2 separate regions of the Mus musculus genome follow, and region 1 is linked to region 2. Evidence: chromatin contacts called from ENCODE Hi-C or POLR2A ChIA-PET data. All regions are on one chromosome and are shown on one strand. Each heading gives the region's core, a stretch centred on a gene start or an enhancer-like site at or near the end of the contact. The rest is flanking DNA. Distances are from core to core; before and after follow the strand shown. Region 1 holds the start of Gtpbp10 (GTP-binding protein 10 (putative)). Region 2 holds the start of Cfap69 (cilia and flagella associated protein 69).

Region 1 (3,466 bases), core at 530-3,029, 100 kb after region 2:
CACACACAGTCATATCTGTGTGATGATATGTGCATATGAGTGCAGGTGCTTTCAGCAGCCAAAAGGGGGCATCAGATGCCCTGGAGCTGTTACATGAGCCTGTGAGACAATTAACCTAGATGCTAGGTCGTGGCTTCTGGTCTTCTAGACGAGTAGGAAATGCTCTTAACCAATGAGTCATCTCTCCAGCCTCATCTCAAGTCAATTTTAACAGCATATTTTTAGGAGAGCGAGTTTAGAGATTTAAAAGGTTTATTCTACTATCTTATTATCAGAATTATAATAAAATATCTTGCTGTGATAATGTTTTGTTTGAGGTATATGTATTTTTCTTTTGCTTACATCATCAATGATCCTTAGCATTTTAGATATCAATTTCTTATTTATATTTTATTTATTGTTATTATATTCTGTGTATGTTATGGGAAAGAGAGTGGGCCTATATTCAATAATCATAAATAAACATTAGAAGGTGTGTGCATTAGGCTAAACATTTTGGCATAATTTAAATGGCAGCACATTTTCTAGATTTAACAGGAAAAGTATGATAACAGCAACTTAATATTCTGGTTTTTAAAATAGTAAGTATATTTATTGAGGCTAACATCTGACATTTGGGTCAATATTTAATGTTAATCTACAGAGGCTAGAACCAACCAACCAAACATCTAAATGAAAATGACAGCTTCAAAGTCCAGGAACAGTAAACTAATCTAGACTGAGCAGTAGTTTCCACACTGTGTACTTCCAAATAGGACTCGCTCCTTTCCCAAATTCCCCATCCTATTGTTTAGGATGCAGAACCTTATCTAAATGAATTGGAGTCCTGTTTTCTAGTCTAGGACTCAGGCATGTAGCAGAATGCCCGTAACTGCAATTTTCAGAGTTTCAAGACTAGCCTTTGCCAGGTTCCAGCTAGGAAAGCGGCCTTAGAGGCGCAGGACCTCGGGCTATCTGTAACTAACTTTAAATCAACCTCATACTGAAAAACGGAACATAACAATTCCTTAAGGTTACTCTCAGCTGCACTGCCCTGGCCAGTGACCATGACTGAGTCACATTTCGCCAAGGATTCTAAACCTAATAATTCTAATGATAGAAAATAATAAATGAGCAGTGAAGGGAGACCCCTCTAGTACGCTCGTGTGCCTTTTTCACTTAAAGACTTGGCAGAAAGATTGGCGAAATGGGCCTGCCATTCAGTGATCTTTTTCTGAAGCTTCCTCTCCAAGCTGGAATGTAATCTCTCGTGTTCTCACAAGGACAGCCTTCAAATGAAAGGTGAAAACTCTCGGCTGAGTCCAGGTTGGGGTTTCTGTTTGCCTCCACTGCACACATCATCCTTTGTAAAAATCTAGATCGTCACACTTCTTTCAATACTTCTGTGCTACAAGTTTTAAGTGACTGGTTCCTGAAGTTTAAGCCTTGGCTAGAAAAATTGCTCAAGCCATCATCCAGCAGTCTTTTAGAGCTCTCGGTGTTTTGTACAAGTGTGTCTGTTGGAGGGGTCTTTCATCGTGAGAAAATCCTGGCACCTCAGGTTCTTCAGCTACCATAAAAATGTTTGTGAGGCAGGCCAGTCTCCAGCGCATAGCGTTCAAAGCGTCAACTCCAGAGACTCCTGCCCGGAGCCCTGCTTCCCCTTGCACACAACTTAGACGAATCTGGGCTCTGCACTCTCCTTCCTGCACCCAGAGGCGTCCAAAGCACACGCCCACCTTCCTCGAGCGCGATGCAGCACGCAGGCGCGGATCCGCTGAGACGTCACCTCTGCGACCAGTAGTGACGTCAGTACGCGCGCCCGACCGAAGTTTGTCCGGATTCTGCGGGCGGGAGTCCTGCCCCTTGGAGCTCATGGTGCGCTGCGGTTGCGCTTTGTTGAGAAAGGTTCGTGACGGGGGTCTCCCCAGCTTTGGTGTCTTCGCCGCTCTCCTCCTGGGTTGTCGTTCCTCGGTTCCCGTCTCCTGGGAGAAGATTGTGTCTCAGTGACACGCTGATGGCCGTTTGGGGTCCAGCTTTAGGGAATTCCTGTATTGTTCCCAAAGCACGTGAGAGGATAATTGGGGACCTGCCTGCGGTTTAGACCCGGCATTGCGGTGCACGTGCCGGCTTGTTTGTTTGTTTGGTTTGGTTCTCATTGTTTAAAAGAGAGTCCATAACCTGCTTTTATACATTTCTCCTCCTTTACACTGCTTTTGATATCTTTCTGAAGACTTTTCTGGAAGTCAGAATGTGTGTTTGCTGTGCCTCATATAGAGATTTTACGTCAATTTTTATGTAGTGCCTGTCTTAAAATCCACTTTTATAACAATCTGCAACCAACCGCTCAATTAAAAAAGAATCTCAGTGAGCTTAACTGGCAACGGTGTGTGAAAGCTAGAGGTCATGTACATAAGCTGTTGTTAGGAACAGCCATTATAAATGAGAGTCCTTAATAAATATGACAAATCTAGAAAATAAAGAAAAAGTCACATACTGAACACAGCTTTAAAAGCCCTTACCAGGAATATCTCAGGGTGGTCAACCTTCAGTTTGTTTTTGTTTTTTTTTAAACCCACAGATTTTTTTGATACCCAAAAGTACTGCAGATTACCAAAAACGTGAATATTAATTTAAACGATTGCTCTGTAATTTGAAAGCCTGGGATTATGACACACTGGCTTTATAAGAAGTTACCTACCTAGTGAGGGAAACTAAATGGAAAGTACCAGAGGATATAATCCAGTGTCCGAGGAAGCCTGAAAAGCCAGTCAGTGAGAGTGATGGGCCAAGGAGGCCTCAGATCATACAACCATAAGCCATAGTTTAGTTGTATTTGAGGATACATTGAAACTGACACCAGAAAATGGGTTTATGATAGAAAGAACAAATGATAATCTAAACAGAGGAGAAAGCATGAATAGAGTGGCAGGGAGAGTGGGCAGCTCAGAAAAGAACAGGAAGGCTCCAACAAATGACAGCTGTCCCGGTGAGATCCGGTGAGGGCTTTGAATCCAGCACTGTAAACTTTATTATTTCAGAAGCAGTAAAAACCCAAAGTCACGACTGTTTCTGAGTAAAGAGAGACATAGACATCGGGTTCACTTAAGGGGGAAAGAGATGCTCTTGGCTCATGGTGGCGGATGCATTAAGAAGGAATGATGAGACCCTGAAAGACCATTTGGAGTTCACAGTCAAGATTCTAAGAGGACAGAGGTCCTGGAAAGGAGTTAGGCTTCTTGGAATGCAAAAATTTTGGGGAAAAGCCATCTGTTTGTTCAGTCTTGGTGAGCAGATAAGCTTTGATAATTAACTGAGGGGACAGCTTTTTGCTGTTGCTGCTGATGATGATTTTAAAATATTTGGGGGCTCAGTGGTTAAGAGCACTAACTGCTCTTGAGTTCAAGGTCTTGAGTTCAAATCCCAGCAACCACATGGTGGCTCACAACCATCTGTGATGAGATCTGACGCCCTCTTCTGGTGTGTT
Region 2 (3,289 bases), core at 755-3,254:
ACTTACAAAATGTTTGTAATTCATGATAATGAATAAGTGCAGTTTTGCTAACTTGCTAATGAGGCACGGTGAAAAACAAAATGGTAAGAATTATATTAGTATTGAATTTGTTTAAGTCTATGTTTAACTTCGTTCATTACTTCTAAATGTACAAATTGTATTTAGGTTGATATATGAAAACTTTGTTTTACATGTACAAGTGCTTCTAAGAAGCACTAAGTCATATCTTCATGATGCTACGTTCTGCGAGCGGCCAATGTATTGACGCACTGAAACATTCCGATTCCCTGGGTAGACCTGATTTCTCGCGTTTCTCTATTATTAATTGATCTTTTGTTGAAGTAATTGGACATCTCGGTAGACATTAATCTTTTTATCCATCTATGTTCACCTGCATCATCATAAACAGGGATCAATGAATAGTAATTAAAATTAAATCCACACATTTAAACAGTCGAAGCTCTTGAAAACATAAACCTTGGTGCACTTCTAAGGAGAAATGCTGTGAAACAAATAATTGTCACCAAGTCCATTTGCAAATAGAGGAAGCCCCAGCCAGTTCCTTTTTCTTTTGAGATGGCTAACTTTGGTAAAACTGTTCCAAAACAATAATAACAAAAAACTACACATCATGAGCTTCTTAGTTTTTATATGTACACTTGTTAAAATGGGCATTATTCACACCAGGAGGTGCAAAGTTCTGCATTCCTGACGAGCCCCTAATGGCCACACAGTTAGGAAACCCATGAAAACCACTTTGAGTAGCAAGGATCTAAAATGCTTAATCTAGATAATTTACAAAATTCTTTCATTTTACCTTAAATCAAAATCTAGCCCTTGACATTTTCATGAACACTTATTGAACACCTTCTATGATATTGACTAGAAGGACCAAGAGTATGGCCTTCAGACCAACTACATCAGCATCACATGGGAACTCACTATAAAGGCAAACTGGAACCAGACAAGGTATTCACAAACATGCCTACCTACATCTCCAGCATGTCACAGGCTGGGGACACACAGCCACACCTTCACTCAGCAAGTAAGCAAATTAGTGGCTATGTACAAATTTTTAATTGCCTTAGTCTCAGTAGCATAACATGGTTGGGCTATTTCGTCAATAAATTCCACTAACTATACAGTGAGCACCAAAAAACAAAACAAAATAAAAGACAAAAAAAAAAGAGCATGCCACTAAGCGTGACATCTAAAACAACAGAAAAAATACAGGCTTCCTGGGAAAGATCAGGCCAGACTGTTTCATAGAGTGTAAGCCTTCTGAAGATGGTAGCATGAAGTTTGTACTCTATGAAGAGATCACAAGGCGACTGAGTATGAAGTGCGTGAGACTTCTGTCCCTCTTGCTTCTCAACCTACTAATGAATAAAATAAATGCTATCGTAGAAAAACAATTACAAAACTGGACTGTTGATTTGCCAGGTTGGAGAACACATCCTGTGAAGAATGTCAGTGTCTTTCTCTGGTTGCAAAAACGAGAACTTTCCATCCCAGGCCATACTAGACACCCAACCACTCTACTGCTCGAAAGATTTTCAAAAGTCTGTACTATGCCTTATTTGTTTGTCTAACTGTTCAATTAGGCCAGTACAAAAGTACAACATATATATATATTTGTGTGTGTGTATATATACATATATATATATATATATATATATATGTATATATACACACACACACCTGGGAAATTAAGCTACACTGACTGGTCCTATCTCTGCAGAAAGGGTAAAGTGCTCAGATTTCAAGATTATGCCAATCACATCCCTCAGAATGCATCTTACCTCCAGCTCATACTCCTCCGCCCCACACAGGCACTTATTAAGCAAGGGCCATTGCTACAAGACTGAAACACTAAGTGCATACCGCGATCTCAGTCACTGGTCTCCTTTGTCTCCCGCGCCGCACACCAGCAGACCCTCTTTTGGTGAAGTTTGGCTCTCCCAGCTTCCGTAAGCCCCGCCCCTAGCAACGCCCGGGCTTGTGTTAGCAACTGGAGCGCGCTGGGTGCCTTGGTCCTCCTGTGGGCACTAACAGCAGTTGGATGTCCGCTATGTTGCTGCGGCGGGGGTTACGACAGAACTTTCGGGGTCTTTCTCCTCCCTAGCTCAGCAGCGTGTTTTCTGCCAGGGCTCGTGGGTCCGTGGCTGCGGACGCACCTAAGACCTCAGGCTCCCACCCCGAACCATGTCCACCGCGGAGGCCTCGGCCACCACGGCCGACGCCGCCGAGGCGGGCGGCAGGACGAAGACCGGCAGTCCCCGCACAATCCCGGTGTTTGGGGTGGCGATCCCGGATGGGGAGATGCAGGTACGGCCGGGCTGTGCAGCAGGAGCGGAGAAGGGCATAAGGCTCCAGGGCAACCCAGTGGAATGAAGACCAGAATGAGATTTGGGAACCTGTGGGATGGAGATAATGATAGCCCAGCTGATCCCTGGAGGCTAGTGAAGAGGGGACTGGATGTCGTCAACCAATCTGTCTGGGGACTCTAGCTGCGTGGTTCTCATAAAGGGCGCGGGGGGGGGGGGCGAGGGGGGGAGCGCTCTTTCAAGTGTGGCCACGACAGGAACTGACATTGATTTGATAACTAGATCACTGTGGTGGGTTTTTGGTCTATTGATCCGTTATAAAGTGGCGTTCCCTGGGTTTCTTTCCTGCTAAATTGCCTGCTTCTGAAGCTTGCACTCACAGGTAGGGCAGATGCTGTTTGGAGAGCTGGGCACAATTTTCTTTGTTGTGTTTATACTTGTTTTCGGGTTTGCTATTGTTATAAATGTAAAGATTATTAAAATTGGGTTGAGGAACCTCTCTGCATTGCCCCCACACTAATGGTGTGGGGGGCCACTATGGGAATTCCTGTTGAGACGTCACAACTCCCAGACTGCGTCAGGAACTCTGTCTCCTGTGGCCACATCCTGGAGCCTTGGAGAGTTACTTGGGAGCAGTCAGTTGGCTGGGACTACTTCTGTGGGAACTGGGTGGAGCTCTCTGAGGGCTCTCACACATGTACGCCAACAGCCCTCAGAGTAACTACTTTTACATAAAGAGGGGATGCCAGGGGAATTTCCCTAATCAGTTTTGTGGAGGTATTCCTGTACAAGATCGGAGACGTGTGAGTGATCACCGCTTTCCACTCTCTGGGCTACAAGGAAGCTAGGCATTGCCACTATATAGGTGAGTTTGACTCTCATTTTTCTTTGGGCAAAGATTACATGACACAGACAAACGAGTTTAAAGACGTTCAATGGGTCATTGCAAAAGAAAAAAGAAG

Evidence for each region. A loop is a pair of places that touch in the nucleus more often than their neighbours do. ChIA-PET counts read pairs that join two places held with the same protein, here RNA polymerase II (POLR2A).
Region 1: a loop to region 2 is called in a map of heart, with 4 times the contacts of the local background. The contact joins the promoter of Gtpbp10 here to the promoter of Cfap69 in region 2. A Hi-C loop is called at or near these places in 1 of 37 maps with a recorded cell type or tissue (heart). POLR2A ChIA-PET finds 5 or more read pairs at or near these places in 1 of 5 experiments (Patski).

What each region holds. Positions count from the first base shown.
Region 1 is chr5:5,557,854-5,561,319 of GRCm38, reverse strand. Gtpbp10 (GTP-binding protein 10 (putative)) reads left to right here and starts at 1,779. Exons shown (of 10, transcript NM_153116.2): 1 at 1,779-1,887. The coding sequence starts at 1,855.
Region 2 is chr5:5,662,947-5,666,235 of GRCm38, reverse strand. Cfap69 (cilia and flagella associated protein 69) reads left to right here and starts at 2,004. Exons shown (of 23, transcript NM_172447.2): 1 at 2,004-2,328. The coding sequence starts at 2,206. It overlaps Steap2 (six transmembrane epithelial antigen of prostate 2), which reads left to right. Exons shown (of 6, transcript NM_001103156.2): 6 at 1-1,407. It overlaps Gm40262 (a long non-coding RNA gene), which reads right to left and starts at 1,859. Exons shown (of 3, transcript XR_868231.3): 1 at 1,803-1,859.